3 separate regions of the Homo sapiens genome follow, and regions 2 and 3 are each linked to region 1. A link is a contact called in ENCODE Hi-C or POLR2A ChIA-PET data. All regions are on one chromosome and are shown on one strand. Each heading gives the region's core, a stretch centred on a gene start or an enhancer-like site at or near the end of the contact. The rest is flanking DNA. Distances are from core to core; before and after follow the strand shown. Region 1 overlaps PRUNE2 (prune homolog 2 with BCH domain). Region 2 overlaps GCNT1 (glucosaminyl (N-acetyl) transferase 1). Region 3 has its middle 120 kb from the start of GCNT1.

Region 1 (2,939 bases), core at 161-2,660:
GCTTGAACCTGGGAGGCGGAGGTTGAAGTGAGTGGAGATCATGCCACTGCACTTCAGCCTGTGTGACAGAGCGCGACTCCGTCTCAAAAACAACAACAACAACAAAAAACATTAACAGGCTGGAGGGAGAAGTAGAAGAGAACTGAAGGAACTGGCAGTCTTTTAGGGAGTGCAGAGCTTCTGACTGAGCTCTTTGAATGATCTCAGGAGGAGGAAAGCACACCACTCGCCCTACAGAAAACTTAATGTTGGAATGAAACTTTTCTTTCTTTTAAGACAAAACCATTCACAGTTCCCCTCAACACCTTTTGGTCTCTTTCTCTCTTTATCTAAATAATAATAATAATAATAGTTATTATTATTATTATTGAGATGGAGTCTCACTCTGTCACCCAGGCTGAAGTGCAGTGGTGCGACCTCGGCTCACTGCAACCTCCACCTCTCGGGTTCAAGCAATTCTCCTGCCTCAGACTCCTGAGTAGCTGGGATTACAGGCCTGCGCCACCACGCCCAGCTAATTTTTGTATTTTTAGTAAAGACAAGGTTTCACCATGTTGGCCAGGATGGTCTTGATCTCTTGACCCTGTGATCTGCCTGCCTTGGCCTCCCAAGGTGCTGGGATTACAGGCGTGAGCCACCGTGCCCAGCCATATCTAAATTATTTAAAATGTTTCTTCTCTTTATTTGATGCCATCTTCCCAGAAGTCCTTGTGACTGGATGGCCTTCGCGTTTGCTTTCTTGTCCCCACCGGCCCTATTGTTAGTGGTGCGTGGTTCCATGTGGTGCTTAGTTATTTATGGTCCTCCTTTATTATTCATGCCTTTCTTCCTTTGTTCATGGCTGTTGCTTAGTCACTGTGCTTCTCTGATGTGTTTTTGGTTCATGCTTCATTTCCTACTGCCCTTTTGTGCTTTTCTATTCCTTTTCCCTTAACACAGAATTCTGTTTCTCTTAACATAGTGGGGAGCCCGGAGTGGTTTGTGGAACTTTGTTTAGCTTGGGGATGGTCAGCAGGCATCATAGAGGTTTTAGGAATCATTTTAGGTGCGGTTCTTTATCAACTGTCTTTCACTAGGTTATGCCGTGGTAGCAAAAATCCCCAATGTCGGTGGCTTTCAGCATTAAAGGTCTATTTCCTGCTCATGTTACAAGTTGCTGAGGGTTAGCTGTGGCTCCAAGTGCCTTCTGCATTCTGGAATGTAGGCAAAAGGAGCAACAGCTGTCTGGGATATGCTGCTCTCATGGGTAGAAGAAGAGAGTTAGGGAGTTGGTAGGCTCCAGTAATCGTTCTTAAAGCTTCTGCTCAGAAATGGAATGAGCCACTTCCACTTTCTCTTCATCAGCCACAGCAAGCAAGTTACATGGCCAAGCCCAATAGCAGTGGGGTGGGAAGTATACTCTGCCCATGGGCAGGCACTGAAAGTTTTATGGCACCGTGCAGGGACGGATTATTGTCATTTACAGGAAGGAAAGTTAATAATTAGAAGTAATATTGCAATCTGCTACGTGGTGAGAGCTAGCATTCACCATCTGGTGGACACTGAACAGAACCACACTTGTATTCTGTTGATGGCCATATCAATGGGTAGATTGTGACCAATTAAAAACCTTAAAAAATAGGAGATTTGGGGGACAGTTTCAATTAATGAAAATCTCCAGTAGCTATTTAGTCATCTCTTATGCCTTCAGATGAGGGTTGAGCAGGGGTTGTTTTCATTTGGGATGACTTCAGGCTGCATCTATGTCCCAAGTTAGGAGTTTGGGGAAGCTAGGTGAATTCCTTTAGGTCACCAGGGAAGCATTTATGGAATATGACTGCCTGGAAGATCTTTTAAATTCTCTGTGCTTTAGTTTCTTCCCAATATAAGAAATATAAATTGGGACTAACAAAAGACGCTCCTTCATAAGGGATTCTGAAGATAAAGTTAGACAGCATATGTAAAGCTCTTAGACTATGTCTGGCACATAATCAGAATTTTTGAGTGAGTGCTCTAATGATGAGGATGATTTCTACTACTGTGATATCTCAACCCCTGGAAAACATATTGGGAATCCCCAAACCACCAGTTTTAGAGTCAATAGATAATCAGATTTATGTTCCTGAGTTAAAAATGTATTTATTAAGATAAATAAATAAAACCAAAATTAACCCAGAAAGTAGGGGCTTAAATTTCTGGCCTCTTGAAAAAACTAGCCACAATTTCTCTTAAAGACATTAATTTTTAGGTTGTGTGTTCACCCGCTTCAGTCATTGTGTGGAGTGAAAATCCTTTAAAATATGTTACATAAAGTTCTTGGTTTATTAGGTGAACACAGTGCATTTGGGGCTTGTTTGGGTGGGGAAGTTGTGTGGTTTGCTGGGAAATTCCAAGCAAGGGCAGAAAGGAGAGGCCTCCAGGCTTCTGTCCGGAAGTCAGTGGCTTGGCTTCAAGGGACAAGTCCTGGTAGAAATGGGTAAAGCTATGCAGGTTACTGCTGTGTGGGGTGTTTACTAGTGAACATAATGAGGCTTCTGGCCTGACAACTGTTTTTGTTTCACATCCCATCAGCTGAGCCTGAGAGCCTTAAGGTGAAAGGAAAAGAACAAGGGTCGTGGAATTAGAATGTCAAGTTCAGTTACTTCTCAGCTGTGTGAACTTGGGTATGTTCCTTAACCTCTTTGGGTCTTGGTTTATTCATAAATGTAATGCTATGTAATATTTATTCATCATGATCACGTGTAAGAGCATTGCATAAGTTCTTTTTTTTTTTTTTTTAATTTAGACGGAGTCTCGCTCTGTCGCCAGGCTGGAGTGCAGTGGCACGATCTCAGGTCACTGCAACCTCCGCCTCCTGGGTTCAAGCGATTCTCCTGACTCAGCCTCCCAAGTAGCTGGGACTACAGGTGTGTGCCACCATGCCCAGCTAATTTTTTTTTTTTTGTATTTTTAGTAGAGAC
Region 2 (2,939 bases), core at 139-2,638, 410 kb after region 1:
TACTGTTATAAATATGAACTATGAATAGCTTTGTATATTCATAGCTTTGTTTTTGCTTTGCTTTTAAAGGACTTCCTTGGAATTCCCAGGAATAAGGATTTTAGGTCACTACTTGTAAGTTTCTGTGCCTCTTGTCTGCCTTCCAAATAAACGATACTTATACTGTCCCCAGTAACATCTGGATACCATTTTCTCTACATTTACTATACATTTTAATTATATATAATGTTAAATGACTGTATATGAATATACTGTATAATTATTTTTGCCGATATTGCAACTGTAAAATGGTACATCATCAAGGTTTCACTTTGTGATTTCTTTGATTACTAGTGGCTGAATCTTTTCTTTTCTTTCTTTTTCTGAGACAGGGTATCGCTCTGTTACCCAAGCTAGAGTGCAGTGGCGTAACCAAAGCTTACTACAGCCTCGACTTCCCAGGTTCAAAGCGATCCTTCTACCTCAGCCTCCTGGGTAGCTGGGAGTACAGGCACATGCCACCATGCCTGGCTAATTTTTATATTTTTTGTAGAGGCAAGGTCTTGCACTGTTGCCCAGGCTGGTCTTGAACTCCTGGGCTCAAGTGATCCACCTAGGCCTCCTAAAGTGCTGGGATGATAGGTGTGAGCCACTGTGCCCAGTCCTGAATATTTTCTCTTGGGTTTGTTTACATCTGAGACACAGAAGAGTACAGTGGCAATGATTTCAGCTCTCCAACCGGACTGCCCCAGCAGGAGACCTGGGAGTCATCATTCCCCAACCCAAACTTCAGCAAATTCTTAGCCTCTCCTAGCTTCAGCGTTTTTGTTGTTTTTTTAAAAAACTAATTAACTTTAAACAATTTCATTGGGGAAATTATCATATATACCTTAGAGTTTTTATAAAGAGTAAGTGAGCTAACTTGTAACATGTTTATACTGTATTTGACAAATAATGAGCCCTTAATATTGGCAATGTATTATTATTCATTATTTTCCCTTTTTTGACTTTTGTTCAAATCTGAGCTCATGTCTAAGGGTAACTTTTTCAGACTTCAAAAATGAAAATCCATATTTCCAGTTTACTAACAAATACTTCAATATACTCAATTCTATACTGAGAATCTATTATACAAAATAGATTCCTAGGCTCTGGGGAGAAAAATACAAACATAAATAATACATGCTCCCTGCTCTCCAGGAATTCACTCAGAGGTTATATGCTGAGGTTTCTGGAGGAAATTATAGGCTTGGTCAATATAGTTAGAAACTATTTTTAGAACAATGCATCCATTGTAGAGCTGAAAGAAACTTCAGGAAGCATCTAGTGTTGCTGGAAACAGCAGCTCTGGGAGCAATTACTAGGTCTTCAGGCTAGGGGTGGAGTCTGTGGTCCCATAAATTACAAGAAACAAAGACGTAAAGACAGACAAGTGTCGCAGGGCACAGTGGCTCACACCTGTAATCCCAGCACTTTAGGAGGCCGAGGTGGGCAAATCATCTGAGGTCAGGAATTCTAGACCACCCCGGCCAACGTGGTGAAACCCCGTCTCTTCTAAAAATACAAAAATTAGCCAGCCATGGTGGCAGGCGCCTGTAATCCCAGCTACTCCGGAATATGAGGCAGGGGAATTACTTGAATCTGGGAGGCAGAAGTTGCAGTGAGCTGAGATCACGCCATTGCACTCCAGCCTGGGTGACAGAGCGAGACTCCATCTCAAAAAAAAAAAAAAAAAGAAAAGAAAAGAAAAGAAAAGAAAAGAAAGACAAGATTCTCTGTTGCTGGTTTGGCTCCTTATTTCTTAGCCCTTAAGACAGTCAGGTCTACTGTAAATATTTAAAGACAGAGACATGGTATTCAGCATTTCTCAAACTTACATGACAAAGAAAACTTACAAGAAGAGCATATGGCAAGTCCATAACAAAAAAGTCCATCTAGCCCCAAGTTGCACCCTCCTCTGTAACTCAAGAAAAAGCTGAGGCCCTGGGGCATAAGGGTCAAGATCTAGTGGAAAGCTGCCTTTAACCAGAGCCTGCAGCTTCACCCTTGTGGGTATGTGTTCTTTCACGCTCTACTGCATTCCCTTCACTCAATTCTACTTTTTTGGGAGGGAGGGCCACCCACAGAACCCCAAAAGAGACATCTGACATTTCTTTGTGGTGTCAGTCACACATTCTCTTTTCTCATTTCCTTTTTTTCTTTGAGACAAAGTCTCGCTCTGTTGCCCAGGCTGAAGTACAGAGGTGCGATCTTGACTCACTGCATCCTCCGCCTCCCGGGTTCGGGTTCAAGTGATTCTCCCACCTCAGCCTCCTGAGTAGCTGGGATTACAGGCGAACGCCACCACACCTGGCTATTTTTTTTAATTTTTAGCAGGGACGAGGTTTCATCATGTTGGCCAGGCTGGTCTCGAACTCCTGACCTCAAGTGATCTGCCAGCCTTAGCCTGCCAAAGTGCTGGCATTACAGGCTGAGCCACCATGCCCAGCCCCTAGTCCATTTTTAAAAAATATTTACGGGAGGCTGATGTGGGAGAACCAGTTGAGCTGACTGGGGAGAAGCAGCAGTGAGCTGTGATCATGCCACTGCACTCCAGCCTGGGCAACAAAGCGAGACTGGTCTCAAAAGAAAAAAAAATTTACATCTTATTTTGACCCAAAATAATATTACTGAGCATGACCAATCTACCTCATAATGCTAACTTCTGACATGCTGCAAAATCACATCTACCATCAAAAACTGGTGTCTTTCCTAATAGGAGAATACAGCACAGAGGACATGCCTCAAAATGGTCAGAAATGTCTTTGGAAAACACTTATGTTAAAGGTACTAATTTCCACTTATACATGTTTTTTTAAATCCTGTATTTTTATAGCCATGCCTCTTATTTTCAGGGAACTCATAAGTTTTCTGCCACAAGTAATCAACAACAAAATTGGTGGGCTGTCTATTTCTGACTT
Region 3 (2,939 bases), core at 194-2,693, 310 kb after region 1:
ACTAAATTTCCAGTCTAGTGCAAAGGTGAGGGGAGGGGCAGGTCTTCTGCTGCAAGGCATTGAGAAGGAAGCTGGGAGTCTAATTGCTTCTTTATTTATTTATTTGAGACGGAGTCTCGCTCTGTCGCCCAGGCTGGAGTGCAGTGGTGCGATCTCAGCTCACTGCAAGCTCCACCTCCCAGGTTCACACCATTCTCCTGCCTCAGCCTCCTGAGTAGCAGGCGCCCGTCACCACGCCCAGCTAATTTTTTGTAGTTTTTTTTTAGTAGAGACGGGGTTTCACATCTCTTGACCTCGTGTTCCGCCCGCCTCGGCTTCCCAAAGTGCTGGGATTACAGGCGTGAGCCACTGCGCCCGGCCTAACTGCTTCTTAAAAAGACTTTTGACTGACTCTGTTTTCCCATTTACCCTCATTTTAGAAATTCCTGGTGGCCCCAATTTCTGAGCATTTTTGTGGTTCTGTGGTGCAAATAGGATGGATGACTCACTTTCCCTCACTGCCAGCTTAGGTGTTGGCCTCACCGAATCTGCTGGGTCAGCTCACACTCATCCGTCAGCTTTCCATCTTTCCATTTTTCCTTGGTGTTTCCTCCACTCCAAGTCTCTTTGTCCTTATGGGTTTGTGCCTTAAAAAAAAAAAAATCGGCCAGGCACGGTGGCTTGCGCCTGTAACCCCAGCACTTTGGGAGGCTGAGGCGGGCGGATCACGAGGTCAGGAGATCGAGACCATCCCAGCTAACACAGTGAAACCCCGTCTCTACTAAAAATACAAAAAATTAGCCGGGCGTGGTGGCGGGCGCCTGTAGTCCCACCTACTCGGGAGGCTGACGCAGGAGAATGGCGTGAACCCGGGAGGCGGAGCTTGCAGTGAGCCAAGACTGCACCACTGCACTCCAGCCTAGGCGACAGAGTGAGACTCCGTCTCAAAAAAAAAAAAAAAAAAAAAAAAAATCATCCATTTTCATTTTATTGGAATGTTTGGAGAGAACAGAGATAAACATAGATGTTGAAACCACCATCTTTAACTGATCATCAATAAGTTTTCCATATCAATGGAATATGATTATTTTTGTCTATAAATTTTTTGTGAGTCTGGTGTTTTGGTTTAAATCATCTGAAAACCCTATGTATGCAATAACTATTTCCAAAAGGAACAAATGGATGAATAATGAGATATCCAGGAGACTGACTTAATCCCCAAATGTCATCCAATCCAGTTAAAACCAGTGCCCAGAAAGCGACACCCTCTGGGTCACCCTTCAGGGAGCCTGTTTCCCCTTGCACTCCTTAGCTCAGCTCATTTCTCTCAGTGACTACTGAGCTAAGAAAGCCCCCAGAAATAGTTAAGAATTTTAAAGGCTCTTAGCAGCAAACCAAATGCAAGACGGAGCCATGAGTCAACTGTTCCACCTCCCTCAACCTCATCGCCCAACTGCCTGCTAGAACAGACCACTTCCTTGTAATACACACGCTCTTTCTCTAGCACGGAGATTTAGCTTAACTCTGCCTTCCCCCACCTTCATCCTCATTTCTTCTTTTGAAAGGGCTGGGTTCCTTTTTGTGCTTTTTTTCTTGAATCTTAAAAATGAAGCCCAGGCCCCTTAGAACACAGAGCAATGTTAGAGTCCAGTCTTTATGTGTAATCAGTGTAGGGCTAGTAGTTTTGAGGTTCTTTGTTGGTTTGGTTTTGTACTTACTAACGTATTATTCTAGAATCCAAGAATAAATGAAAAGCAATTTAAATATGTATTAGAGTATCTCATAAAAGCGCCAAAAATGAGATTTTATTCATAATATACAGAAAAAAAATCAAGTTCTTTCCTTTTGCGTAAATGAAAGCCGTAGGAATCAAGAAATCTTCAGACCCAGAGATACCATTTAGTTAGCTTCTTTTACTGACACAGGGGATAGTTCAACTAGATTCCATACATATCTAGACAGTAGACAGTAAAGATAAGGGAAGCCCTAGAAGCTCCTAAGTGTATCAGAACCCAGAGGTTATTTCTACAGATGAAATAAAGAGAAGTAAATTTGGAGGTGGGGATATGATCATAGGAGGAATCTTGCTGTTTCAAAGTTCACAGTAGTGAAATCAGCTAAACAGGCAAATTGAGTTAAATTGGAAGCTCTTCAACACACTCCCCATCAGCTTACTGGGTTCTGGTCTCACAGGATCTAGCATGTTATGGCTGTGTACTGCCCCTACCTCCACCCAGGCATCCCATATATTATTTCCCCAGCACACATTTTCAGCTCTATGTATTGGGATATATTTTATTCACATCAAATTATTTTATTTTTATTTATTTGTTTATTTATTTTGAGATGGAGTCTCACTCTGTCACCCAGGCTGGAGTGCAGTAGCGTGATCTCGGCTCACTGCAAGCTCCGCCACCCAGGTTCACGCCATTCTCCTGTCTCAGCCTCCTGAGTAGCTGGGACTACAGGCACCCGCCACCATGCCCGGCTAATTTTTTGTATTTTTAGTAGAGACAGGGTTTCACCATGTTAGCCAGGATGGTCTGGATCTCCTGACCTCGTGATCCGCCTGCCTTGGCCTCCAAAAGTGTTGGGATTACAGGTGTGAGCCACCGCACTCGGCCTATTTTTTTATTTATTTATTTTTCAGACAAAGTCTCACTCTGTTGCCCAGGCTGGAGTGCAGTGGCGCGATCTCAGCTCACTGAAACCTCTACCTCCTGGGTTCAAGCGATTCTCCTGCCTCAGCCTCCCCAGTAGCTGAGATTACAAGTGCCTGCCACCATGCCTGGCTAATTTTTGTATTTTTAGTAGAGACTGGGGTTTCATCATGTTGGCCAGGCTGGTCTCAAACTCCTGAGCTCAAGTGATCCACCCGCCTTAGCCTCCCAAAGTGCTGGGATTACGGGCATGAGCCACTGCACCCAGCCTATTCACATCAATTTTTTAAGTCATAAAGA

The links. Hi-C counts contacts between places; a loop is a spot of excess contacts on that map. ChIA-PET counts read pairs that join two places held with the same protein, here RNA polymerase II (POLR2A). Pooled maps may share reads with other maps.
Region 2: a loop to region 1 is called in a pooled map, with 3 times the contacts of the local background. The contact joins two enhancer-like sites. A Hi-C loop is called at or near these places in 2 of 37 single-sample maps with no recorded cell type and 4 of 50 pooled maps. POLR2A ChIA-PET finds 5 or more read pairs at or near these places in 3 of 52 experiments (AG04450, H1 and activated CD4-positive, alpha-beta T cell).
Region 3: a loop to region 1 is called in a map with no recorded cell type, with 2.8 times the contacts of the local background. The contact joins two enhancer-like sites. A Hi-C loop is called at or near these places in 2 of 37 single-sample maps with no recorded cell type and 2 of 50 pooled maps.

What each region holds. Positions count from the first base shown.
Region 1 is chr9:76,886,007-76,888,945 of GRCh38, reverse strand. All of the region lies in intron 1 of PRUNE2 (prune homolog 2 with BCH domain), which reads left to right. Among named protein-coding and RNA genes, the nearest start is that of PRUNE2, 19 kb to the left of the region's middle. RefSeq lists an enhancer at 587-1,183. Within about 2 kb of position 1,410, at least 2 of the 41 ENCODE cell types and tissues checked have a DNase peak (open chromatin) inside an H3K27ac peak, as active enhancers do.
Region 2 is chr9:76,471,525-76,474,463 of GRCh38, reverse strand. The region is part of intron 2 of GCNT1 (glucosaminyl (N-acetyl) transferase 1); the gene reads right to left. Among named protein-coding and RNA genes, the nearest start is that of GCNT1, 14 kb to the right of the region's middle. RefSeq lists enhancers at 1,801-1,880, 2,231-2,500. Within about 2 kb of position 1,388, at least 4 of the 41 ENCODE cell types and tissues checked have a DNase peak (open chromatin) inside an H3K27ac peak, as active enhancers do.
Region 3 is chr9:76,575,000-76,577,938 of GRCh38, reverse strand. No RefSeq gene overlaps it. Among named protein-coding and RNA genes, the nearest start is that of GCNT1, 120 kb to the right of the region's middle. Within about 2 kb of position 1,443, at least 9 of the 41 ENCODE cell types and tissues checked have a DNase peak (open chromatin) inside an H3K27ac peak, as active enhancers do.